4 separate regions of the Mus musculus genome follow, and regions 2, 3 and 4 are each linked to region 1. The links are chromatin loops, found by intact Hi-C in ENCODE. Cell type or tissue: heart. All regions are shown on one strand.

Region 1 (5,000 bases):
AACAGAAGAGTAAGTCTTGGAAAGTAGGAGCTGAAGCGGAGAAGGTGCCAAGTCAGGGTCTTAGGAATCGGGTGGGCTAAGAGGGAAAAGGTGAAGGGGCGAGAGACAAGAATAGAGGTCCTAAAAAGAAGCATGGGAGAGTGGGTGTGGGGAGTGTGAGGGTGGAGAATCAGACACTGAGAAAGGAGGGAGGATGACCCAGGATGAGAGAGGTTAATAGGTGAGTTAGACTATAAACAGGGAAGTAGAGGGCCATCACCCCACCTCAAAACTTAGGAAGGAGGGAGGTTGTAGTATCCAGATGGAGGCGGGTGGACCCCCCAACACCCTCGAGCAGCACACTGGCTGCTGCAGAGGAGGCGGATGGGACCAGGAGTCGGCGAGGGATTCGCGGTGCAGCAGGGGCGCTCAGTAGTTGAACTGGCGCTGGCACGGCTGGTAAATAAAGCTGCCCTGGTGCTTGGGCCGGCGCGAACGGCTCTCCCGGGCGCGATTCTGCCGTTGCAACACTTTAGCACTCAATGTGTGGCGCTCAGCCCGCTGTCGGGCTCTCTGCAGCCTCCGCACCTGGCCAGCCTTCTCCAGCAGCACAGCTCGAGCGGGCATAGGAGCAGCTGCGTGGTGCAAGGCCCTGGGTTCCCGGAGGGCAGGCGCCAGCTCTCTGCAGAAACAGAGTACAACTCTGTCAGAGAGGGAAGAGATCAGGGTTGGCATCCCACACCCTATTTCTGCGGGGCAGACCACTGAGGGGTACAAATTCTTCCTTTAATCACAATTAGAGTTGTGATTAAGCACCTGGCACAGGTAACTAGGCAGAACAGGGAAAAAACCCTGACCCCCCAATACAAGTCCTACTCTGATTCTGTCTGGCAGATCAGGCTGGTCCCTCCCAATCCTCTGAGCCAGGGCTCTCCCAAGCCCCACCTTAGCCACAAGACCACGCCTCTTTTCCTTCAGCCCTTTATCCCAAGGACACGCCCCTGCTAGTCTCCTAGACCCTAGCCTCCAGTCTCCACCCTCAACCCACTCACCCATCGCTGAGGTCCTGATCAGGCAAGGCAGCTTCAGGGTGAGGGGAAGGTGGCCCAGACTCCAGCACTATGGTGCTGCCGGTGACATAAACGGACATGCTGGGATGCTCAATGAGGAGGTCCTCCAGCGGATTGCTCTGGAGGCGGGCAGGCCCAAGGCCGGGCCCCTCTGCAGTAAAACAGGCGGGAGGGGTAACAAACCAGCTCTCATCCATCAAGGAGGGCGCGGGTGGAGGGCGGCCTGCAGGAGCAGGCGAGGCCCCGGGGTCGGGAGGAGCTGTATAGCTGTCTATAGGGTGTGGGAATGGGAAGCCATGCAGAGGAGAGGGAGCAGCAGGGTGGGACACACATACACACACACACATATGCCAGACACATGGGATGGGGAGAGAAAGGGCATCGTTAGTCAGACCTGCACCTCTATCCATCGTGCCCAGAGAGCACCTGAAGGCCAGGATCCTTAGCCCACCGCCCTAGGTGTCCCAGGTGTGTGCCCCAACAAATGGCAGGAGCCAGAGCTTTCAAGAGAAGGGTCTGTGTTACCTCACCTCTGGGCTCACGGCTTCTACTTTAATTTTTCCAGTAGGCCTAGGGGGACTCCAACATCCAAATAGCCCTCTTCCCCTCTATATTGCAACACCTCCTGTCCTCATTATGCTCATAGACTAGGGAATCAAGAGTGCTGGATCCTGACTCAAGCCTCACCCTGTAGGTCGATGATGAGCCAGCCATCCACTTCATCCTCCTCAGAGACAAAGGCCCCCGGACAGTTGGAGTCTTCAGGAGGCGCAGGGGTGTTGAAGAAAAGGCTGGTGAAGCGCTGGAACATGGTCAGCGGGTGAAGCAACCTCAAGGGGGCGCCCTATGGCAGTTTAAAGCCCTGAGAAGCATAGAAAGACATTAGTAGAAGCACGAACTAAAGTCAGCCCTTCAGTTGGTAGCTGGAGACAAGGCTATAGCCCCTAGCTGCCAGAGCAGTAATAGCAGAGAAGCTCTTGGTGTGTGTGCTTTTCTGCATTCAGTGGGTGTTCCTGTATGCACTTAGAAAGGTGCTGGGTCTTTGTTTTCTCATCTGTCAAATGACAATCGTAATAAGACTTAAATGAGGAAACACTTAATGACATGTTTAGAACAGTGCCTGAGCACACAGTAAACATTCAATAAGCTAATAAACTTGGTGTTATGACAGGGTGCTTTGGGGATATGGAAGAAGTGATATATATGACCAAGCTTTGCCAGGGTAAGTCTCTAGAGGAAGATAACAGCCAACCTGGGCTTTGAGGAGTAAATAGGAATTTTCCATTAAGGGAAAAAAATTGTTCTTATTACCATCATCATAATTAATATTCCTGTGTCAGTAACATACAACACTATACTAAGAAACCTGGTCCATTTTTCCTTATATCCTCACAGTGTGTGAAAGGGCAAGCCTGGAATCTTAGGACTTAGGGGCTAGAGGCAAGAGGACAAGAGTTCAAAGACATGAAGACCTCCTGTCTATTATCCTAGCACTTAGAAGGTAGAGGCAGGGGGATCAGAGTCCAAGTCCTGCTTAGGCTACATAGTGAGTTAAAGGCCAGTCTGAACTACATGGGGCCCTACCTAAAAAAAAAAAAAAAAAAAAAAAAAATAGTTCCTGGCTACATAAGATCCTGTCAAAGGGACTGAAAAGGAGTGGGAGGAAGAGAAAAAATTTTTTCTGATAGAGAGATAAATAAAACAAAGCCCAGAGAGCTGGAGAGATGGTTCAGTAGTCAAGAGCACCGACTGTTCTTCCAGAGGTCCTGAGTTCAATTCCCAGCAACCACATGGTGGCTCACAACCAGCTGTGATGGGATCGGATGCTCTCTTCTGGTGTGGCTGAAGACAACAACAGTGTACTCACATACATTTAATTAATTAATTTTTTTAAAAGGCCCAGCGAAATAAGATAACTACCTAAAGTCTCACAGCTAGTGAAAGACACAGGTAGTATTTGAACCTAATAGCATCCGTAATCACTACAGTTCTACAATCTTTTTTTTTTTTTTTTTTTTTTTGGGTTTTTCGAGACAGGGTTTCTCTGTGTAGCCCTGGCTGTCCTGGAACTCACTTTGTAGACCAGGCTGGCCTCGAATTCAGAAATCCGCCTGCCTCTGCCTCCCGAGTGCTGGGATTAAAGGCGAGTGCCACCACGCCCGGCTCAGTTCTACAATCTTACCATGAGATTGGGCAACCCTCAGATGAGGAGGACCTGTGCCTACAGGTCTGCCCCACTACTCTAACTCCCCTTTCCCCTAGACTCTTGTTCAAACTCAGCATCACTAGCCAAGAGAAAGAATCCTGTCCAGTGAGACCACATGTCAGTGATAGACAGTGGAAGAAGGAAGCTGTCAGATCCAGGGATCCCTTGAGGATAAACACAAGCTTTGGACCAAGATCCAAGCCTTCAAACCCAAGCCTCCTTCCCTGGACCAAGACAACAAGTCTCCTGTTTTAGGGATGGTGATATCAAATTGGGAACATGAATCTACCCAATAAAGCTATAGCTTAGTGGTGGTGTGGCAATGCAGAATACATACAATCAGAAAAACCTCAACAGGTAATATCCAAAAATATAATACACAGGAAACAGGGAAATCAGACACAGGCCCTGGTCTCTGGTCCCTGTAGATCTCTGGTCCCTGGCATCAAACTTTTGCATGCATTTCCCAGGGTTCACACTGTGCACCAGTCCCTGCAATGAGCCTTTTCAACTGTTGACATGTCAAGTGAGAAGCTCCCTGGTGGAGATCATACAGAAGTGAGTGACAGCCAGGAGAGATGGTAGCAACCAGCCAGCTATGACTGCCCCCCTCCTTTGACCACTAGGAGAGCCTCCTGGGTTTTCTTTCCTAGCCTGCTGGCTTCCTGGTTCTCAGATTCCTGGCTCTGCTCCAGGAAGAACCATTCCCTTAATACTACAGAGGCTGTGCCTAGAATAGCACTGGAGGCCTAAGCCAACCCTAGCCCAGGCCATTCTTGAGCGACCCTCAACCTGGGAAGGACTCCAGATCTACTTACTTGGAAAGTAAGAGACATCCTTCTGTCACTCTGGAAGCAGCCTCAGGAAACAGCATAAGCTCTGCATCACTAATGCCAGGGAAGGGTCTGGTTCTCCCAGCTGACAGCTCTGATGGGAGGCCCACAGAGGGAACTCCCAACTCCCTCTCAACAACATCTGCCCTGGAGACACCTGGAGGCAGGCAACTAGTGACTCACCTTTCTGTGGTCAAAACAGCTGGGAGACGGCCATTTATTGGGTTTTGAAGTAGAAAGAAGGCAGAGGAGGTCAGGGCCTTGTAAGAGACCCAATTTTCAGAGACCTCCTGGGAAAATGTCCAGGATCATGAAGACTGAAGCATCCCATCAAATTGTGGTTGGTGCTGAACCCAAGATAGGGTCCTCAGTAGATGTATGTAAGCATGTAGCTTATACTTCAGCTAAGGAATCTACCACTTAGTGAGTGTGATTCTAATTGGCTGAGATCTCCAGTAAACTACGTCTCTCTGAGTCTCAGTTTCCTCTTCCGTGAAGTGGGGCTTAAGACCCTCAATATTTGTAGGCTGAAAATGACATCAACTCAGGCTCTGCACACATGTCAGGGATTAGAAGGATGTTATTATGTTAGGGGGCGGAGCCTGAAGACAGAGGGGATCCGCTACCATCTGGTAGTGTCTCCAGGACCTGGAGTCTGAAGCTCCATCTACTTACCGCCCTCTCAACTTAAATCGAGCTTTGCTGTCCTACCCTCTCTCAGGTCACAAGGAAAAAACAAATGAGAGGCCTGACCCCAGTCCCTAGATTAGCCCAGGAAACCGCCGAGTCCCTTCGGATCCCGCTTGTCTTTCAGCGTCTCTTCAACCCTCGGCCGGCTGGGCACGACATAGCGCCCACCGGGTCACCAGAGGACAAGCACCCATGCAAGCCTGGAAGGCGGGGCTGGCCTTG
Region 2 (5,000 bases), 160 kb after region 1:
CAGCTATGCTGCCTATCTGGCCAGAGGGCTTCAGGAATCTGCTCTCTCTGCCAGTGCTGGCCAGTCACTGTACTAGGCTGTTACATGTGTACAGTAAACCCAAATTTATGTCACAATGCTTGTGTGGCAGGCATTTTACTGACTGAATCATCTCCCCAGTCTAAACCTCACAGACCAGTTTTTGTTGTATGAGAAAGGCAATTCCAACGGAGGCCCTGCAGTTAGCCTCATCCAGCTGCCCCTGAGTAGCAGCTCTGCACTTCCCTACAACCTCACAGCCAAACAGGCTGCTGACAAGCCACTATAAAAGATGTCACATGCAAGTGATATACACTGTTTTCCTTAAAACAAAACAAAACATAAAAGTATGCAAAATGAAGGACTCAAAAAATTGTAACTAGTCTTACAACCTCCTGAAGGACTTTAGAAACCTGGCTTGCTATGATGTGTGGTCACCTGAGCATTTTAAATCACAGTCTGAGAGAGCAAAGGGAGGCTAGGTCAGCACAGGGACAGACAGGGTCCCATTCCCTGGCTTACTTAATGAAAACACTGACAGACAAACATTTGAAAGCCCTTACATGCAGTAACATGCAGTAAGTCTAAAGGAAAAACAGGAAGGGTTGATGGTAGCTGGAAATACCAACAGTACTGCAAAGAATTAGTGAATCTTAAAGAAATTTAGATCCCAAACAGGCAAAAATATTACCCTGATAACATGTCAAGTAATTTAACCAGATAAGTAAAACGTGGCAGAGAGGGCTGGGTGAGAGCTCTGTGGGCAGATAAGCCAACCCCTGGGTGAGGAGTCAGCACCCCAATTTTTTCCTCCCAAGACAAGGGTTTCTCTGTATAGTCCTGGCTGTCCTGGAACTCACTTTGTAGACCAGGCTGGCCTCGAACTCAGAAATCCACCTGCCTCTGCCTCCCGAGTGCTGGGATTAAAGGCGTGCGCCACCACGCCTGGCTGCACCCCAATTTTAACAGTTACTCTAAGTCTTAGGAAACTGAATTCTGCACATGAAGATGGTAGAAGGCGAAGGAGTTCACAACTGTCAGCTCTATCACTCCATTGGACGAGAGCCCCGAGCTCTTCCATCTGGACCCTTGTGGAACCCACCAAAAGAGCAGACGAAAAGGCAAATGCTCATTTTACTCTGTTTTTATTTCAATGTAACATGCAGTAAGAAAAAAAAAAACTTAACAGGTTGATTAGCATTTACGATGCTTACAGAGAAAAAGGTCTTAAAAGCAACTTAGTCCATCCAGATTTAAGGAAAATCGCTAATTAAACATTCACAATAAATCTATTCCCAAATACTCATTTTGGACCAAAATTTGAGAGCATCTGGTCAATGTGCCTGCTGTTTAGGTGCATTGTCTTATATACGCTCTGACTCCTGGGATATCCAGCCCCCGTTTTTCTAACACAGCAGGGAAGACATATACATGTGATCAATTAAATTAAAGGAAGAAATGGAGTTGGGAGACTCCAGGGCTGCAAAAATATATACAAGCATTTACCTTTTCCAGAACTAAACGTTTCTTCCATAAAAATATTAAATAGCCAAGCCCTATAGAACTAGGGCCAGGACTACTTCAAATATAACTTCTGTATTTTAAAAATATAGGGCAGAAAGCCTTTTGGATGATATTTATACATTTTCACATAATATTTCTAGGTCCCTAAATGAATCATGAAGCATTATGCAGAATCAACAAAGTCTATTTTCTTACATTATCTCTTAATTTAATCTCATAAATCTCTAGTGAATATGGTAGATAACTATGTTTTAGTACAAGAATTGGATTCAATAGGAAGTCTTTGTAGAAGGCTTAATATTTATAGCCATTTATTACCAAAGTTCAGGCCTATGTAGTGAATGGATAGTTGGCAGACATTCGCTCTGTAAGACAAAGCAATTAGCATATACATTTTTTTTTAACCCTACCAACAAAAAGGCAGAGATTTCCTACTTTGGAAAGAACTAGGGCTTCTAGAGATGACATGTATTTCTTGTGGTATAAGGGTAAAAAGAGGGCTGGGGAGGAGCCGAGCTCTCCCTTCACTGATCACTTCTTCATGAGGCAACCCGTCTGTCACGTCTCTGCTGAGGATGGCAGTGTTAAGGAGCACAGCTGCACGAGTTCAAACTGTCCCAGGATGAGAACAGGATGAGCAGCTAGGGACACAGAAACACTTTCTTTCCTATGGGACAGGGGTTTGTCACACTTGGTGTTCTTGGCTTTATGCTATGCCACCAACACATTTCAAGGTCCCCATTAGAGAAATAAGGCTAATTTTGGGATTTGGCTACAATAGGGACTCACCTGGCTGAGGTTTCATCTTGCTGCCCATAAAGTCTGGGCAGCAACCATCCTCACAGTCTAATGCTAAGCCAAGGTAAATGACCTACAGAGAAGGTCAAAGTGCATTCATCAGTTACTAAAGGAGCAGCCTAAGATAAAGGAGTCATGGAAAGAAAAGGGAAATCTACAATTTTTAGGGGAGAGAAAAATATTGTAGATCAGGACCATGTAAGAGGGTAGACACGGCTGCTCCTGTGTCAGGAGTGGAGTGTGAAGACAGCGCAGCTGTGTGGCTGCTGGACGCTGTTGTGACTGCAGAGTCTGCACCACTGACCTCCATTTGTGTTAGGAAATGGTTGCAACTTGAATAGTTTAGCAAAAATGAAATGTAACTAAGGTGTTGGATTACTTCAACACCATAAAGCTTCAATTTATGTGTAGGATTTAAAAAAATCAAGAATGATCTTAGATGAATTCATCTGAACTTATTTTAATTCTAGGTTAATTTCTAAAAACGTGAAGGAACCACAGTGCTGATACTGTTTGTAAAGTTTAGTATTTGCAAGGCAATAGAACAATTACAAACTGAATGAAGAGAGGTATGGTCATATGTTGGCGGGGACCAAGTTTTCCCTGAATTCAAATAGACAAAACTACTTTGTAGAAAAATGCAAGTCCTGCATCACTTCCAGGAATAGCATCAGAATGGTGCACTGATTCATGCTCCAGGAATGAAAAACAACAGTCAGGCCAGGCTGGGACGAGCGGAGAGCACAAGCAGCAGCTGCTCATGTGCCCAGACACTGAGTTAAGCTTGCACCTCTGAGCGAGGCTTTACAGGAAGACCTTGTGTATTGCGTTTCCGAGATGTCCCTGCAGAATCCTTTACAATACCCACTAAGAGACCTATGCCCAAGTGAGACTTCGGACATACAGCAAACTGTTGTTAAGGGAACAATCTAGTGGAATAAGACGAGGGAAATTTCCTCGCTGTGTTAAATCTCATGTTAAGTTTCTGACTACAGTTTGTAGATCTGCTTTCTGGAAACGTTGAGTAGAAATCCAGAATGACTGGAAGATCTCAACGATAACATTAATTTACTTACTCTCAGGTAACTCTCTAGTCACAGTCCAAGTTTACAATAAGATGTGCAACAGGCAGAGAAGGAAGGGGACAGACACTGCAGACAAGTCCCTGGCCTCTGGTGGCTTAAGGTCTAAACAATTACTCTTGTCCAAATCCTTCAGTTTCTTCAATGGCAAATAACAGCTTTTCCTTCAGTTGCTCATAGCTCTTGTAAGGTGGGAGGTCCAGGCGGTTAAAACTGAAAGAAAGAATTGTTGGCTTGAGAAAAGGAAAGATACAAAGATGCACACAGGCAGTGCCCCACAGCTGCACCTCAGAGGTCTGATGATGTGCCCTTGAATCACGCAGCCTTCAAGCAACTGCCTTTTACCTTTCCAAGATTCATGCCAGTGTCTTCTCTGGTCAACTGGGAGAGCAATACCCACCCCTGTAGTAGACTTAGAAACAAGCACACAGCACCATGCAGGTGCTTAGCAGACCCTCAGGAAATGCCAGTCTTCTCATGATGTCCCAACTACCCACTGTAGACCAGTGGTCAGCAATCTTACTGTAAATGGCCATACATGAAACACTTCAGATTTTGAAGGCGGTTTTAGGTATATCATGTTAGAATAAGAAATGATAGTCCAGCTGTGGTGATGCAAGCCTTTAATCCCAGCACTCAAGAGACAGAGGCAGATGGACAACCTCTGTGCATTTTAGGCCAGCCTGGTCTATATATAGTAAGATTCTGTCTCCAAAAAAATCCATATAAATAAACTAAAATAAAAACAACTCTCATCTAATACTTTGTTTCTTCTAGAGTTTTCTGTTCTATTCTTAGCTGTGAATTTCTCCAGCCTAGCTGTAAGATGTTTTTAGCAGGGTCTGGTTTTTGTATGCTATAGCCCAGGCTGCCCTCATACTCACTATATAGTTGAGTGTGATCTTGGACTTCTAGCCCTGTTGCCTTTTTACTTCTAAGCACTGGAATTACAGGCTTTATGCCACCCCCCCTGTTTGAACAGCATCTTCACACTTGTGCAATACTGTCTTTATAAGGTAGCCATGAGTCTGTCCTAAAGATACTTTTAGGACAAGAGCTAGGTGAATGCTCAACCAGAGAAGAAAAAAGATTAGTCATAAAGGAAGATAAACTTATGAGTTTTGTTCCCTCTTTGTCAGCATGTTTGTGAAGAGCTGGTCAATTAAAACATACGTGTACAACATGAGTGCAAAGTCAGTTCTATTCTTAGCTGGCTCAGCAGGTCAGATGACCCAAGTTAAATCCCTGGGACCCATGTGGTGCAAATGAAGGAACTCCCTCACAGCTCTCCACATGTACAAGTGTAATAGAAAATCTACTTTGTGGATCTGTTTGTCTGTGTTGATTACATGCCACATTTGTGTGGTGCCCTTTGAGGCTAGAGTAGAGTTGTAGGTGGGGGTGAGTCACGTAAGAGCCATCTCCCCAGCTCATTTTTAAAAAATCTCCAAAACTGAGCATAGTGGTCCACATCTTGCCAATAAACTCAGAATATTAAGGATGGGGCAAAAGGATCCTAAGTTTGAGATTGACCTGGGCTACCATGAGACCCTACCTTAAACAAATAAAAAACCTAAT
Region 3 (5,000 bases), 300 kb after region 1:
TGGCTGGTCATATCAATAACCAATTGTTAATTTTTTTAAAGATTTGTTTATTTATTTATTATATGTAAGTACACTGCAGCTGTCTTCAGACACATCAGAAGAGGGCATCAGATCTCATTAGAGATGGTTATGAGTCACCATGTGGTTGCTGGGACTTGAACTCAGGACCTCCAAAAGAGCAATCAGTGCTCCTAACCGCTGAGCCATCTCTTCAGTCCCACTAATAGAGTTTATACAACTTCATTTATACATTTGAAATTGAATTTAGGTTCTTTTTCCTGGTAAGGCCACCTTTACAAACACTAGAAGCATCTTTTAGTTAGGGGGCCATGATTTAGCTTATAACGCCATCCCTGCCTGTATTTCCAGAATAAGTCTAGAAATCATCCTAGTTTCTGGAAATTGGCAACAGCAGTGATTCCTCTTACGGTCTCTCCTAGTTTGTCTTACCTTGACACTTGATTGGGCAGGCTCACCTTTATCAGGAAGGGAGCAGGAAACAGAGAGTGGAAGCCAAGAAGACAGGCAAATCATTACCAACACAGAAAGTTCTGCAATGTGGGAACATCAAGTCCAGGGGCAAAGAGCTCCTTTGGCACTATGCAAATGAGAGTGCCAACCTGCGTTCATCAGAATGATCCCAGGCCGCAGAGAGAACGTTGGTGAGGGAGCATGTTGGCATAAAAAGAGTGGGGCTGATGTTGGCCTGCAGACTTTATATAGCATCAAAGGTTTTTGTTTTGTAGTGTCTTGTCTGCCCACCACCATTATAGGACACCACAGACCCAGTTCCTAGGTATCTAATTTTTTTTTTTGAAGAAGCTGGAAATCTGGACTCCCCATTTGAGTTCCCATAATTTTCAAAAGTTGACAACTATGTCCAAACGTCAAGAAGCAGTTAGCTATGACCTCAATGTTATAGCCTCTGCCCAACTGTGTGTAACCATCCACTACTCTCTACAAGCCTTACAGGTAGCTGTCCTCGCCAGGCTTTCTTGGATGCTGTGATAAGGTGTCCCAAGGCTTTGTTTCTGGTCTGAAGGAGTTCAGAGCCTCTTGAGCTATTGGACTTAAGGAGGCTGGAGGCGTGCACAATATATTTTTATGAAAATGTGCCAACCCTACAAAACTATATGGTCTTTAGAGCCAGTCTCACTAGAAATTTCTTCGGCAGATCAGTTCTTTCTCTGGTGGCATTGAATAAAAGAGGCATTGGGGTACTCATATGAGTCTTAAGTATGCAGAGATGATGGTTGCCAGCATCAACCATAGGTGTAGATTGCATACACACATGTATGTATTCTCACACATGTATACATGTATGAGAATCAGAAGCAACTACAGAGGAAGTGGCAAACGTGGAGAGGATGGTTAGGGTTTGCTAGCCAGCCAAGGCAGACAAGGGGGTGAAGGGATTCCATCAAGACCCTGTATGAAAGCAATAAGGCAGAGAGTGATAGAGAAGGACACTCAACATCTCCTTTCGACCTCTTCATGTGGGCACTGGACACACACAGAGAGCCGCACAGACACATACACCACACACATATACACGGACCACACACAACCATATCAAAACAAAGCAAACCAAATAGGCTTGTTGTAAAGGCTGATCCTTGCCTAACCTTGTTTATGGGTGAGCAAGGTAGTTTTATATGAGTATTTGGTTTTTGTGTGTGAAAACATGTGTTTGCTTAATGGAGCTTCAGGGACCAGGGACTTTGTCTTTGTATCTTTGCATCTGACAATTTCCAATAAGAAGTGTGTAAAGCCAGGCGTGGTGGCGCACACCTTTAATCCCAGCACTCGGGAGGCAGAGGCAGGCAGATTTCTGAGATCAAGGCCAGCCTGGTCTACAGAGTGAGTTCCAGGACAGCCAGGGCTATACAGAGAAACCCTGTCTCGAAAAACAGAACAAAACAAACAAATAAAAAAGAAGTGTGTGGTGTGAGAATAGGGTGATGAGCGGGCTGGTGGCTGGGATTCCGGGGTCAAGTAGCATGGGTGCCTCCTTTATTTTTTTTAACAATTTATTTATTTTGGTTTTTAAAGACAGGGTTTCTCTGTGTAGCCCTGGCTATCCTAGAATTCACTCTGTAGACCAGGCTGGCCTGGAACTCAGAGATTCGCCTGTCTCTGTCTGCCCTCTGAGTGCTGGGATGAAAGGTGAATGTCACCATGCCCGGTTTTGTGGGTGGTTCCTAACTATGAACAAATTGCCACAGTGGGCCTCAGTTTTTAATCTGTAAATGGGTATGAATACTCATCCACTTTATAAACAGATTAAAGCATTTAGAATGGTGGAGAATGGTGGAATCTGGTGGTATTTGCCTTTAATCTCAGCATGTGGGAAGCAAAGGCAGAGACAGGTAGGTGAGGGCAGGTAAATCTTTGTTGAGTTTGAGGTCAGCATGTTTTACACCATAGCCAGTTCCAGGACAGCTGGGCTACACAGTGTGATCCTGTCTCAAAAAAAAAGTGAAGCAAAGATGTACACAGTGACATGAGTATCTCAGTAACTAGTGCCACAACCAGTGGCTGACTCTGGGCTAACCCTTCATAAGTTAAAAGATCACTCATAAGGAAGTGCCATCCTCCTTCTTTCAGGCTCCATTTGTTTCACAGGAAGAGCCGGCCATACAACTCAGCTCAGAGTGTACCTCGGGCTGAAGTCAAAGCTGGGTGCAGGGTGCCCCCGCCTGGCAGAGTCAGCGAAAGGCGACTCCAGCCTGGCTAAGGCTAACCTCAGAGGTACAAGGTTGCCCTTAGGACTGGGCTCCTCCTTCCTAGAGACCCTGGCCAGGGGCAGAAGGCAGGGAGGCTGACACTTTTAAGTCTTCCCAACTAACAGCCGCCTGCTTTCTTGTTTTTTTCTTCCCTCTAGGCCCACTCTAACCCTGATCATCAGACTGGGCCAAGCTCCTTGTTATAAATGCTCAGTGCATACCTGGGCAGGGTCGTCCTTGAAGAAGTGAAGAGGAAGAGGTGGAGCCGTCTATGACCATCTGAATGCTGTAGATCCTGGATGAGCCTATTAGTGCCAGAACCCAGGGGTCTGTAGAAGAGGTGAAGGTCACCTTCAGCTACCTACCAAGTTGGAGGCTAGCCTGGACAACAGGAGACCCCTTTTCAACCTCTCCTCTCCTCTCTTCCCTCCCACTTTCTTCTCCCCACCCATTCTCTCTTCTCCCCTCCCCCTTCCCTCCCTTCCCCTCTCCTTCCATCCTCTTCCCCCTCTTTGTCTCCCTCTCTGCTCCAGAAAAAGACTCAGATCAGGGAATTCCTAACTCTAGAAACAATCAAGACCACGTGCTGAAGCTGAGAGGCTGGAGCAGGCAAGACCTGTCATTTCACAAACACTGTGTCAGAAGCTGAAGTGGACATCAAGGATAGAACATTTGGCAAAGCTAGACACATTTCTGACTTCTCTGCTAATGCGACAAACACATCATTGGACAAGTTTGATATAGTGAAAGTTTATTTACCCTGTACATGCCATTACATCTACACCCATTTTATAGACAGACAGGCTGAAGCTCAGAGAGGACACTTGGGTGATGAGGAAACTTGTTTCCCAGTGGCTGAGTGTGTAGGGATATGGAAGGGCAGTGATGTGTGGCTGGCTCTGTAAAGGCAGCTCCTGGAACCCTTGCCACTCACCTACAGCAATCTGGAAAGAGGAAGGCTGAGGTAGGATGGAGAGTCCTATTTCAAGGACTGAAGATGTCTACATTGCCAGTAGAGGCCTCAAAGCAGACTCAAAGAACATTTACACATAGGAGGGGGCCTGAAGAGGAGGATGGGATGAAGGTACCTGGACAGGGATAGAACAGTGTTGGGAGGGGTCATCTCAGATCGGCAGAGTCCAGTCCCATCTCCTGAAGTAGGCGTACTCAACACTTGGACCCCATTCCTCTGTTTTGTCACCAATGAATCCACAGTGAGAGGCCAGGCCATGGGAAGGCAAGTGAGGATGCTTCGGAATGGACAGCCTAGAACACCCCTCAGCCAATAGCCAGGATCCTGCTAGCCCCACCCCTGGCACAGGGACCTCAATGTGCAAAAGCACACAGGAATGGAGGTACAAAGGGCAAGTGGAGGGGCCAGGGTGCCCAGTGGCTTGACAGGCATCACTGGAGCTTGGCCATTTGTCACTGTGTTTTTCATTGGAGTCTATGTCCCACCTCCTCCCTGGCATTGCTAGCAACCTTTCTCTCATTTTTTTAAAAAGATATCATTGCAGATGGTTGTGACCTACCATGTAGTTGCTGGGAATTGAACTCAGGACCTTCGTAAGAGCAGTCAGTGCTCTTAACCGCTGAGCCATCTCTCCAGCCCATTAGTAGTCTCTTGTAGCCAGCCTGGTACATATGTATATATAGGAAAAGCCCTGTCTGTCTGCCTGTTTCTTCTCCACCCCTCCTCACAATCAAGAGACTATCATGTAGCCCAGGCTGGCCTCAAGTTTGTTATATACCTGAGGGTGACCTTGAACTCCCGATCCTCCTGCCTTCACCTGCCAAGTGCTGGGATTACAGGTGTGTGACACCAGGCCCTGCTGTTCCCTTTTCTTTTAAACAAACAGCATCATAGGACTTATTATTCTACACTTTGTTTTCTATTTCCTCATGTATCACACCCTGAAATGTGCTTGATGTTAATAAATTGGCTGTCTCTGTAAGATGACTCAGTGGGTAACGGTGCTTGCTACCAAGCCTAATGCTCTGAGTTCAATCCCTAGGTCCCTAGGACCCACACTGTGGGAGGAGAGATTCACTGATGTGTTACATGCACACACAATAAACTTAAAAAACAGAGCCATTTTGCTATTCCTCGCTGGGGATCATATAATTATGTAACAAGCCTTCTACTGAAGGGCATGCAGATCTTTTTTTTAGCCTTTGGCTTTTAACGTCACCACTCACACGTGTGTACGTCTTTGGTGTCCTACAAGTGTGGGGTCAAAGGGTGAGTTTGCTATCTTGTCAGTAGTTACCAGA
Region 4 (5,000 bases), 180 kb after region 1:
CAGTGGCACAGTAGTTAAGAGTTAACTGGCTATTCTTGCAGAAGATCCTGGTTCATTCTCAGTACCCACACAGGATCACTACTGTCTAAACCTCCAGACCCAGAGGATGTCACATCTTCCTCCAAGCTCCACAGACACCAGGCACACACATGGTGCACAGATATACAGGCTGGCAAAACACTCAAACAGATAAGTAAATAAAATAAGGAGAAAAATTTGTCACACGATCTGTTATAATACTTACACAAAAATTTAGTACTGCTGAATTAGTAAACACAGTTTTGTACTTGTACTTACCATGGCAATAAATCTGCCAATAAAACGAAAGTATTTCAGGTGGTCTGGATTGATGTAAGAAGCGGGGTTTATCTGCAGGCAGTAGTTATCCTTCCCTGCATATTCAAACAGGCAATACATTGGGTTCAACACTTCATGTGACAAAAGAAAGAACCATTCTCTGAAATCAAAAGAAAACTTAGGATGAAAAATTTTGTAGGTAACCATGTCAACAAATCACAGAGCAGTGTTACAGAGCTGTCAGGAACCTGCTCACATCAACTAAGATGGTTTTCTAATTGCTTGTTGAGTTTTCTTGGTTCTGTTCAAACTCACATTGTGTTACGTAGGATATTTATATATTCTTAAATTTCAAATAGTCTAATATATCATTAGTTTTAAAGACCCTTATTTGATTGCCCACTAAAATTCTTCTATTCATAATCATAATATGCACCCTAATTTTAGAAATATTAAAATGTGAAAATGGTTTGAGTGGATAGAATTTTATACACAGGCAAGTTTAAAATTCACTACTGGGCCAGGTAATTAGAGGGGTTGAATGGCAACTACTATTCTACCTTCAATTAAGATCCATAGTGTACTTAAGGACAGCCACTATGCCAGACATCTCATTGTCACAGAGGAAGCACTTACTCCAGCCACTCGATTATTAGAAAAATGCCCTGGAAGCTTATTTTATCTGTGGTCTGTCTGTCTTCCTGCATGTGCATGTGTTTGTGCTCGCAGCTTACAATTGCCTTTAATTCTTATCCAAGAGATCTGATGCCATCTTCTAAACTCTTAGCACTGCATAACCACCCTCCACCCCAACACACACATAATTACAAACAACAAACCCTTTGTTGTTGTTGTTGTTGTTTTCCAGACAGGGTTTCTCTGTGCAGCCCTGGCTGTGCAGGAACTCATTTTATACCAGGCTGGCCTTGAACTCAGAGCTTTGCCTGCCTCTGCCTCCTGAGTGCTGGGATTATAGGTGTGTACCACCACCTCTCCCTTACAAGTAAAACCTTACATAAGATTTAAGAACAAAAACAAAAACCTAGTAACTGGTGAGATGTACTCAGCAGTTAGTAAGCACACAAATACTCCGTTTCTGAACTAACTCATTAATAAACAGTATTTCAGCCAGGCGTGGTGGTATATACCTTTATTCCCAGTACTTAGGCAGAAGCTAGAAGATCTCTGTGAGTTCAAGGGTAGCCAGGTCTATATAATTTGTTCCAGGATACCCAGGGCTATGCAGAGAGACACTGTCTTGACAGACAGACAGACAGTATTTTAGAAGCTAGAGAAATGGGTCAGTGGCTAACAGCACAGGCTGCTCAGAGGACCTGGGCTCAGTTTCCTAGCACCCACATGGTGGCTCACAACTATTTATAACTCCAGTCCCAGAAGATCCAAGATCTTTTGGTTCCACAGCACCATGCACACATGTGGTGCATATACATACACACAGGCAAAACATATATATATATAAACAAAAATAAATATTAAAAAAGCCAAACCAACCCTCAGAGGCTGGAAAGATAGCTCACGGTCAATAGCACTTGTTGGAAGGACCTGAGTTTGCTCTCTGCACCCCCATGGTGGCTCACAGAGAACCAGCACCCTCTTGTGGCCTTCAAGGGCATAAGGCATACACATACATGCAGGCAAAATAATCATTCACGTAAAATAATGTAGATAAATCTAAAGAAGTTTAAAACACAAAACCCAAACTAAGTATTTCTACTCTTCCTAATAATTCTACAGATAGATATTTGCTCAAAAGAATAAAATATTCAAATTCAGTCTTTCCTTCAAAATTCTTGCCCTTCCACACTGTTACTACTTGGCAATTTACTATTTTATTGAAGAAAGGATCTGATATAGTCCAGGCTGGCCTCAGATGCCCTCGGTAGCCGAAGCCTTGAACTGACCCTCCTACCTCTACCTCCCCAGTGTTGGTTGGGATAGGTCATGTGCCACCATACCCAGCTTTAACTTTTATTACCTATTCATTTTTAAAATACTTGGTTTTCCTTGTATTTTTATTTATTATCATTGTAGCAAGGCTAAATGTGAGTGTGTACAGGTACAGGTGCACATAGGTATGTGCAGGTCATGGCACACAAAGGCCACAGTGTGCATATGGAGGTTACGTGCACATTTCACTTTGGAAATTGGTTTCTTTCCTTCTGTAGGTTTTGGGAACTACACTAAAGTTGTCAGGATTGTATGGAAACCACTTTTACCCACTGAGCCATCTGTGGCCCTAGTTTAAAATTTTAAACTGATGTAATCCTGTCACGCAATAAGCAAAGCTATATCTTGCTCAAGGATGTCTAGTTTGAACAAATAGTCCAAAATGAATGAAGCAGAACAGAGATCTTCAACTCTCTTTTTCATAGCACTCTATTCTCAACGCTAAGTTAATCCTGGGTACCGCTAACTAGCAGGACACTAGCTAGGAAGAAATGACTTGGTCACTACAGGGCTTTAGGTAATCCATGGAGCAGACAGGAGCTGGCTGGCTGACACTAGTTACTGGTGAGAAAATGAAAACGTTGCATTTGCACTGAGTGACTCTCTGAACTTCGTCATCTGTAAGATTCTCTACCACGTGGTTATTCTGAGGACCAAGTGAGTAATGCAGGTGTAATGGACTTAACAGGTTTTAGGAAATAGGTGCCAAGTTAATGTTTGCTGGAATTTTGTAGTTCCAGCATTATAAAACTATAATAATTTCCTAATTTCACTTTCCTGAAACATAATATTGAGAAAATACTGCGAACAAAGTGTAATGATACCTTTGGAGGAAAGGAACTAAGTTCTGAGTATTCATATATCACTACCTTGCTACACCTCCATAATCTAAACCTTCTTCTCCTGGGAAAATCACCCACAAACGTCTTCTCAGGTCTTGCGGGCTGAAGCTCATGATCTACAAAACAACAAAGCAGAGAGAGCTGTGACTGCAGCCGTGGAGACATCACCACCACCTCCCACTTGCTCCACTGTAGGTGACTTAGGTCCATGTGAAACAGTGCTCCCAGTTAGCTCACGTTGCATATAAAGAAATATGATAGCAAAGTTTCATACATTTACTCTAAGCATCTATATTTTTATATACTTTATACCCCTCTATATGAAACTTATGAAATCGTTCTAGCAATTGTGTAGGGTAGAAAACTCTAGGCAGATCAGAGATTACCAGTCAGGTAGGCAAGAGCAGTAGTGCTGATTAGGTTTGGTTTTTGTTTCGGTCAAAAAATATACATAAAAAGCTAACTGACTAACAGTGGCTACAGAGAGAACTCACTTATCTATGGAAACATACACAGTGGGAATCTATACATTATATAGAAAACTACTACTTTGCTTCCCACACTGGGTGGTAACAGTGTTGTGTTCAGATATGAAGGACAGTAGCATTACAGAGCTATAGTACATAAGTCAATTTGTTTCACCCACAGTAAAACTATTTATGTCCCCTTAGGAAAACACTACAGGGGCCTGGAGAGGGATAGTTTGATATAATACCTGTACTTTATCAAGTGATAAGAATAAACTGTTAACACTTAAGTACCCAAAGAGGATTAAGTTCTCTCAGTTCCCTAGGAAACAGAAACAGATTCACCACTTTCAGGAGTTCACAGGCTACTCAAACAGCCAGCATCCAGGTGTAACAAAAAGCCCAATGGCTTTGACTGCTGTGCATGGTTATGATAAATACCCTATAAGTACCATAAGCTGAGCACTCAGCTACACACCTGAGAGGCGTCACTAGGCTACCATTAGTTTGAACAATTCTCTTTAACAAGTGATAATGTAAAGGGACTTTTTTCTTCTGAACTTTACACCATAAATAGCTGTACTATGCTAATTAAAAACACCATTTAAAGCAGTTTTATCCAGCACCTATGAAGAAAATATGTTGTTAAACTTTAAATTACATCTTATTTTGATATTAGACTAATTACCTTTAAGCAATCATATTTTCTCCTCTATTATAACTGCCCATCTATTTGGTGGATGCCAAAACTAAGATGAGAGTTGTAAATGTTTTAGAACATAAACGTGTCTGCAAAAGTTTTTCAGTTGTAAGAGCAAAAAGATAAAGGGCTTGTTTAATCATGGTTTGCATCTTGTCACTATAGCTACCTGCGAGTTATATATAGTCAAAAACAAAACAAAACAAAAGCTTCAAAAGACACCGACAACTCAGTGACAAGAGAGTAATCATGAGAGACAATGAGAAATGTGTAAGGGTGTGCTGGGACGATGGCTCAGCAGTTAAGAGCACTGACTGCTCTCCCAAAAGGTCCTAAGTTTAATTCCCAGCAACCACGTGGTGGCTCACAACCATCTGTAACGGGATCTGATGCCCTCTTCTGGTGTGTCTGAAGACAGATACAGTGTACTCACGTACATAAAATAAATCAAGAAGGAAGAAGAGGAGGAAGAGGATGATGAGGATGATGATGATGATGATGATAATAATAATAATAATAATAATAATAATGTGTACAGGCTGGGCTGAGAATGGGCCAAGGAACCTGACATCAAGCCATGGGTATAAATGATCAGTCAATCTCCAAGTCCTCCTCCCTGGTCCTTTATGTTAATGACTGAGGTTACATTAGAACCAGCCTGCTAGGACCAGTGATTCTGGTCTCTTTCTCTTCTGCATTCAGTTTGGTGCTCCTGAAACCTATAGC

The links. Peaks named below come from ENCODE experiments on the same cell type or tissue, not always from the same donor. Only the 100,000 strongest peaks of a DNase experiment are listed, where the experiment ranks them.
Region 2: it touches region 1 in a loop (2.6-fold over the local background); 13 of 42 quality-filtered maps call a loop at or near these places.
Region 3: it touches region 1 in a loop (3-fold over the local background); 10 of 42 quality-filtered maps call a loop at or near these places.
Region 4: a loop joins it to region 1, with 2.5 times the contacts of the local background. A loop is called at or near these places in 6 of 42 quality-filtered maps.

What each region holds. Positions count from the first base shown.
Region 1 is chr2:155,382,201-155,387,200 of GRCm38, reverse strand. Trp53inp2 (transformation related protein 53 inducible nuclear protein 2) reads right to left here. Exons shown (of 4, transcript NM_178111.3): 2 at 1,737-1,911; 3 at 1,032-1,320; 4 at 1-661. The coding sequence starts at 1,860. The coding sequence ends at 409. Among named protein-coding and RNA genes, the nearest start is that of Trp53inp2, 2.8 kb to the right of the region's middle. In heart, CTCF peaks have their summits at 1,897 (motif pointing right) and 3,875; DNase peaks (open chromatin) are centred at 960, 1,270, 1,880, 3,930 and 1 weaker place; H3K4me3 peaks cover 1,744 bases; H3K27ac peaks cover 1,334 bases.
Region 2 is chr2:155,223,002-155,228,001 of GRCm38, reverse strand. Itch (itchy, E3 ubiquitin protein ligase) reads right to left here. Exons shown (of 25, transcript NM_008395.3): 25 at 1,147-3,635. The coding sequence ends at 3,536. Among named protein-coding and RNA genes, the nearest start is that of Gm52565, 11 kb to the left of the region's middle. In heart, a CTCF peak has its summit at 2,610; a DNase peak (open chromatin) is centred at 3,061.
Region 3 is chr2:155,080,289-155,085,288 of GRCm38, reverse strand. Gm45609 (a long non-coding RNA gene) reads right to left here. Exons shown (of 3, transcript XR_001783519.2): 1 at 3,815-5,000; 2 at 2,948-3,055. Among named protein-coding and RNA genes, the nearest start is that of Gm45609, 8.3 kb to the right of the region's middle. In heart, a CTCF peak has its summit at 2,721 (motif pointing left); a DNase peak (open chromatin) is centred at 2,698.
Region 4 is chr2:155,204,516-155,209,515 of GRCm38, reverse strand. It overlaps Itch (itchy, E3 ubiquitin protein ligase), which reads right to left. Exons shown (of 25, transcript NM_008395.3): 17 at 3,135-3,223; 18 at 298-457. Among named protein-coding and RNA genes, the nearest start is that of Gm52565, 29 kb to the left of the region's middle. In heart, a CTCF peak has its summit at 1,920 (motif pointing left); no DNase peak of the experiment used is centred here.